2 separate regions of the Homo sapiens genome follow, and region 2 is linked to region 1. Evidence: chromatin contacts called from ENCODE Hi-C data. All regions are on one chromosome and are shown on one strand. The core of a region is the stretch at or near the end of the contact, and the rest is flanking DNA. Distances in the headings are between cores, read along the strand shown. Region 1 overlaps SUSD6 (sushi domain containing 6). Region 2 holds the start of MAP3K9 (mitogen-activated protein kinase kinase kinase 9).

What was found. Hi-C counts contacts between places; a loop is a spot of excess contacts on that map. Pooled maps may share reads with other maps.
Region 2: a pooled map shows a loop between it and region 1 (3-fold over the local background). The contact joins the promoter of MAP3K9 here to the enhancer-like site in region 1. A Hi-C loop is called at or near these places in 3 of 37 single-sample maps with no recorded cell type and 1 of 50 pooled maps.

The regions. Positions count from the first base shown.
Region 1 is chr14:69,693,120-69,696,259 of GRCh38, reverse strand. All of the region lies in intron 2 of SUSD6 (sushi domain containing 6), which reads right to left. Among named protein-coding and RNA genes, the nearest start is that of SRSF5, 72 kb to the left of the region's middle. RefSeq lists an enhancer at 1,725-1,774. Within about 2 kb of position 1,709, at least 21 of the 41 ENCODE cell types and tissues checked have a DNase peak (open chromatin) inside an H3K27ac peak, as active enhancers do.
Region 2 is chr14:70,808,044-70,811,183 of GRCh38, reverse strand. MAP3K9 (mitogen-activated protein kinase kinase kinase 9) reads left to right here and starts at 1,671. Exons shown (of 12, transcript NM_001284230.2): 1 at 1,671-2,418. The coding sequence starts at 2,013. MAP3K9-DT (MAP3K9 divergent transcript) reads right to left here and starts at 2,400. Exons shown (of 2, transcript NR_184164.1): 1 at 1,897-2,400. RefSeq lists a silencer at 1,470-2,109 and an enhancer at 3,050-3,109.

The DNA.
Region 1 (3,140 bases), core at 460-2,959:
GCTTAACTGAGTTGAGTGATCTGCCTCAAGCCACACATTTGTAATTGGCAGGGCTGGATTCACCAGGAACTCTGGCTTCTAAGCTGCAAGCCTGACCACTCAGTTAAGCCGGGGCCTGCTGAGGGGGGCAGGGCATCAGGAAACCTGCCAGGTTCTGTTTTGTGGCTCATTTCCCCATTTGATGTGCTCAGCCTATGGCTTTGGAGACATCCAGCTACTTCGTACAGCATATAAAAGAAAGAGTTATACCCAGTATGAACAGCCTTTTTCAAAGGGGAGGTGATTCCCCTAAAGAAAGCCTCCCAGGCAAGTTGGAATTAGAGCATTCCAGACAAATACAAAGAAGAAAAAACAAGTGATGACATCTGATATGGTCAAAAGGTTTCTTCTGAAGCCTCCTAATAACAACAGCTTGTGTTCACTGACTACAGGCCAGGCACTATCTGAGCACTTTACATATGTAACTCATTTAAGTTTCACAAAAAACCCTCTAGAAACATAACAATGCATTACACAGATGAGCCAGGGGTTGAGATACTTGCTCAATTTCACCCAGCAGGTGGGTGGCACAGTTAGGATTTGAACCCCAGAAGGCTGTATTCCCATTCCACAGCACTGGGCAGTATCAGAGGGTCTCGGAGTCAGGCTTCTCTCACACCCATAATCTGTCAAGGGAGCCACAGATGGCAGAGTCCAGTGACAAGGACAAACTGGGTACTGCCCGTAGACTCTGGGCCTCAGTTTCAATACATGAAGGCAATGAACCAGATCACCTCTGAGATCTCTTCTGACATTTGCAAATTTGTCTAAAGTTGGCGGGCCTCACTACCTCTCCAAGGTTCCTTCGCAAAAGTCCTGCAACCATTGTGGTTTTGGATACAGCACAAGGTGTGAGGGGCTAGAGATCATCCTGTCCATGCAGAAATTCCTGCATTGGGACAGATTCCTGCTGTGGACTTGTGGTGAGAGCCGGAAAACAGGCAGGAGTCCCACTACTTAAGAGATACCTGGGGCTGCTCTGGTCCATGGCTCTGCCCAGCCTTCTGGCTTCCCGATCCCGCCAAATAGTCAAGTCTAAAACAGGCTGCAGTGAGAGGGAAGTGAGATGGTTTCTCATGCCATTTGCAACCTTCCTCTCCTATGAGACAAATCTTCCTAGCAGTCAGACAGGAAGCCTATTGTCCAGTCAGGATCCCTTTTCTCATGAGAACTTCCCACTCACTGGGGGAGAGCCAGCCTGCAGTAGCTCAAGCCTTTTTCAGGGTGTGGCACCAGAGCTGGGGTGGGAGAACACAGGGAGAAACCACCCATGGCTCAGGATACCTCCTGTGGCTCTTCTCGGGCCCCCACCACTGCCTTCCTAAGAGAGGCTCAACCTAAGCCCTCCTCGGAAGATCAGCAACTGACAGGTGGGACAGGCCTCGGACCTGTCCATCTTGTTTTAGGCCTGGGCCCCTCACTTCCTCCCCCTCACAGGAGAGGGAAAATGCCAGCCAGAGGCCTCAGAGCCAACAAGCACTTTCTTTTACTGCACCCTGCCTCAAACATAAAAACTCCTGTCACCTGGAGTTTTCATGTTTGAGGCACAGCGTTCAATAAAAGAAAGTGCTTTTAGTGGCACCTAAGCCTCTAAAGTCCTTAGTCATTCAGTCAAAAGTACTGTTTCTCTCCCAGCCTAGAAACCCTGAACTGAAAGCACATGCAGTCAGCTGGAACCCCACCCATCTCCAAGGTTCCAAGGCCACCTTCCCAGGCATGGCCAGAGAGAAACAATGAGCAGCACAGGGTGGAGCTTACCAGCTTGGGCTGAGACTTCACGGCCTGGGGTTGCACACTGCTCCAACAGTTACCCACTGGGTAGTCCTGGGGAGATCTTCCTATTCCTCAGTTTCCTCATTTTTAACATGGGGATTCAAAAGGTTAATCACAACTATGCAGGTAAAGTACCTGGTAATGGGTCTGTCACATACTAAGTGTTCAATAACAGCAGCTTTATTATTCCTCCTCTGGGTTCCCATTACATCATCTTCACTCCTATTTGTAACCTATCACCATGTTGTAGTCTCTGCAGGTTTTCTCACAGGTTGGTCCTTCCTCCATTTCCCCAATAACCACCAACCCACACATCTAAGCCATAGGGCAGAGACTTGTTCTGCTCATTTTTGTATCCCTAGTACCTGACAAATAATCCAGGAGATAGTAGATGCTTAGTAGAAAACCAACGTGACTTGCAAAATTTTGTCCTTATTTCAAAACACTGTCTTGTTTTCAACTGCAATGAGCCACAATGATTTTTGATTTGAGATGAGTCAATAACAGACAACGGCAAAGAGCATCCCTCTCCAGGGTACAATTTGTATTCTCCAAATTGGTACCTAACTGTGAAAATACACTGCCTACCTAACAGGACCAGAGCCACATGGAGTAAGAGCATAGTCTTGGGGGTCAGACAGATGAATCTGGGTTTGACCCAGGGGCCTGCTCTGCAGCCTTGTCAACTGTCATAACTCCTCTGAGCCTTAGTCCTTAGCAGCCAATATCCAGCTCCACAGGTTTTTTTAGAAGACTAACAAAACTGCATACTTGAAAGGGTCTTGTATCATGCCTGGCACATTACTAGGCACTGATAAATTTTCATGTAGCAAACTAAACCCTTATCTCTGATTTTTGGAATGGGCAAAGGCTTTGGTAAAAAGAAAAAGGATTATTTCAGAAATTTCTGGATATTTGGAGAGGGGGCAGGCAGAAAACAGAGCAGGATAAGCACTTTGGGGGGTGTTGTTTGCTCTCTCCTTGTTCCAGTTCAGTAATAAGCCGGCTCCTTTTTCACTTCCCGTTCTCGACAATACAGCCCAGGCTGCTCTTGGCTGACAAATGGACTCCATATGGCCTGTTACCCTTTCACCTCCTCTTGTTCTTGCAGCTCAGGGACCCAGGGAAACAGGCTGCCAGCTGGGGCTGGGAACCCCTCCCCCTCCCACTGTTACCACTGCTACAAGGAGGGGCAGGCCAGAGGACCATTCTCCTTTATCCTGCTGCTCCAGGTACAGGGCTAGCCCACTCAGTGCCCAAAGCCACTACCACTGCTATAGGTCAGTACAGTGACCTATAGAGCAGAGCCCACAGCTGTCTCCTACCTC
Region 2 (3,140 bases), core at 422-2,921, 1.1 Mb before region 1:
GTACAGTGTTAGGACACCTGCCTGAAGTCATGCAGCTGCCTAGTTATCTTTCCAAATTGCCCCGCTGTCTTTAGTTTGTGTAATAATAAACCCCAAACTAAAATTCAACAAAAGCACTCACCCTTGCTAAATAAATCATGTCTATTCCTACCACTGAAGGGGAAAAGGTAACAAAGTTTGGTAGAAGTTGGGCTAGATCCTTCAGCACTGGCTTATTTAGAAATTTCAGAGGACTAGGTGAGGTGGCTAAGGCCTGTAATCCTAGCACTTTGGGAGGCCGAGGCAGGTGGATGACTTCAGCCCAGAGTTCAAGACGAGCCTGTACTTCCAGCTACTCGGGAGGGTGAGGTGGGAGGATGGCTTGAGCCTAGGATGTTGAGGCTGCAGTGAGCCGAGATTGCGCCACTGCACTCTGGCCTGGACAACAAACTGAGACCCTGGAAGAAAAGAAAAGAAAAGAAAGGAAAAGAAAAGAAAAGAAAAGAAAAGAGAAAAAAAGATCAGAGAACCTTTCTTACTGGAAGTCAACGTTGCCACGACAGGATTAAAGCAAGAAGAAACATTATGGGCCTCCTATCTCGTCCTTAATGTTCAAAACGCAGGGTATAGCAAAGCATATAGGAAGAGGTCGTCCTCACTCGTGAACTCAGCATCGGGTTCTACGTTTATTCTGCTTTGGTTCTTCTTAATCTGACCTCTATAGACTTCGCCACGATCCAAGGTGTAATTCCAACAGGCAAAAGAAGTCTAAGGATTGTCGAAAAGGTGGCTCCCTTCAGACAGACCAAGCCCAATTCATGGCAGCGTTCCCAGCCCCAGTTTGAAGCTCAGTAAGGTGGTCTCTTGCCTTTCTGAATTCTGAAAAAAGAGTGGTATTGGAATCTCTTCTTACCGGAACCCAGGAGAGGGCGAGCTGTGGTGCAGTCCTCATAAAGGGGAGAACTGTAGTTTTCAGAGTTCTAATGAACATCCCAATGGGCCTAAAAGGCTTCAATAAGAGATGAAAGGTTCCGGGTGAGAGTGGGCGTGGGCGAAGCTGATCCCTCTAGGTCGGACTAAGGCAGAGCCAGATCCAAGAGGGAGAATCCAACTGTAAAAGGGATCTGGGGAAGAAAGAGCTCTGTTGGGGGTGCAGCCGGATGAAGAACACCGGTGCTGCTCAGTGCAGCCCCTACCCATCCATGGCAAACAAAGGCAGCTGCCTCCCTTCCAGCCTTTTAGTTTGAATGAAGGCTCAGTATTACCTTTTAGGATCCACCCTTCCCTTCTCACGCACCCAATGAGGCCGGAGCCTCTTCCTGCCGGGAGGTGCTGAACTCTCCCAGGAAACGGACAGGTGCCGCGAGCCAATGGAGGGAGCTGCGGCGGGCCAGTGGGCGGGAAGAGTGGGTCGACCTGGGTTTGAGAATGACAGAGCCCGCAATGGGGGAGGGCACGGTGCGACGGCGGCGCAGGGGGTGAGAGGGACCTGCGAGACGGCCAGCTAGGCTGCCCCAACCACGGCGGAGGAACCGGGGACTGGGCGGCCGCAGCCAATGGGAAGGCAGCGGGCGCGGGGCGGGGCGGGCGTGGGGCGGAGCCCCCTGGGGTCCGCAGGGCTGGGGCGGAGCCAGGCCCGCGTCAGGTGGTCCCGGCGAGCTGGCGGTGCGGGGGGCGGGGCACGGCACGGCGCGGAGAGGAGAGCGGCGGCCGGCTGGCAGCGGCGGGCACCGGCTGCGCGAGCAGGTACCGGCGGCAGAGGTGACGAGGCCGCCCCCGGGGGGGCGAGCGGGCAGGCGGGGACTCGGCCCGCTGCGCCCCTAGGCTGCGCGAAGAGCTCGCGCTCGGCGCTCTTCTCGTACCGCGGTAACAGCGCCGGCGAGCCGGCTCTCCCAGCCCTGCCAGCCCGGGCCCTACCTGCGGCCGCCGTCGTTGGGGGGGGGTCCTCCCAGCTCTGCGGAGGCGCATGAACAATAGGCGGCGGCGGCTCCTGCGGGCGGCGGCGGCCCCGCACCCTATGGATCGGCCGCTCCATGGAGCCCTCCAGAGCGCTTCTCGGCTGCCTAGCGAGCGCCGCCGCTGCCGCCCCGCCGGGGGAGGATGGAGCAGGGGCCGGGGCCGAGGAGGAGGAGGAGGAGGAGGAGGAGGCGGCGGCGGCGGTGGGCCCCGGGGAGCTGGGCTGCGACGCGCCGCTGCCCTACTGGACGGCCGTGTTCGAGTACGAGGCGGCGGGCGAGGACGAGCTGACCCTGCGGCTGGGCGACGTGGTGGAGGTGCTGTCCAAGGACTCGCAGGTGTCCGGCGACGAGGGCTGGTGGACCGGGCAGCTGAACCAGCGGGTGGGCATCTTCCCCAGCAACTACGTGACCCCGCGCAGCGCCTTCTCCAGCCGCTGCCAGCCCGGCGGCGAGGACCCCAGTTGCTACCCGCCCATTCAGTGTAAGGCGAAGGCGGGGCCGGGCGGGGAGGGGGAATGACGGAGGCCTGGGGGGCGGTCGGGGAAGGGGGGAGCACTGCGCGAGGGCTGGGATGAGGGCGGGGGGTGGGGAGGACGATTGACCTGGGTGTGGGTGGCGCGCGCTTAGGCTGCCCGGGCTTTGCTTGCTGGATAAGCTCGAGACGCCTCAGGCCCTGCCCGCACTTCAGACGCTTGGGCTTCTTCACCTTCAGTTGGCCACCTCAGCAGTGGCTCCCGATTTCCACATCCTGAAGTCCCAGTCTGAGAATTTGCCAGTTTCCCAGTCCCTTCTCTTACCCACCCCCCCGCCGCCCCCCATTCCCAATCTGGAAGTGTTTATGGCAAGATGGTGGTTAGTGTCCTAGCCTTAGTCCCCAAATCAGGGACCTTGCCACCACCTCTTCTAACGCCTGTCCCCGCCTCCTAAAGGCATTTGCTTTCAAAGAGATGGGGGTGTCTCCGCAGGGCTGAGCTGGCTCACAAGTCCCGGAAGCATGTGTGAACTCAAGGCTCAGTTGCCTGTAAAATGTCGGGTTGATTTCTTGGATCCTATTTCTTATATCTCAGAAGTTGTACCTTTAGGAGTCTCACTGATTAATGTGCTAAGAGGGATGTGTGTGTTGAGAGTGGGGGTGAGACAAGTGATGATTAGAGAGGAAAAAGTATGTCGTTCCCCCATGGGAGATCAGGATTGCAAGGTACA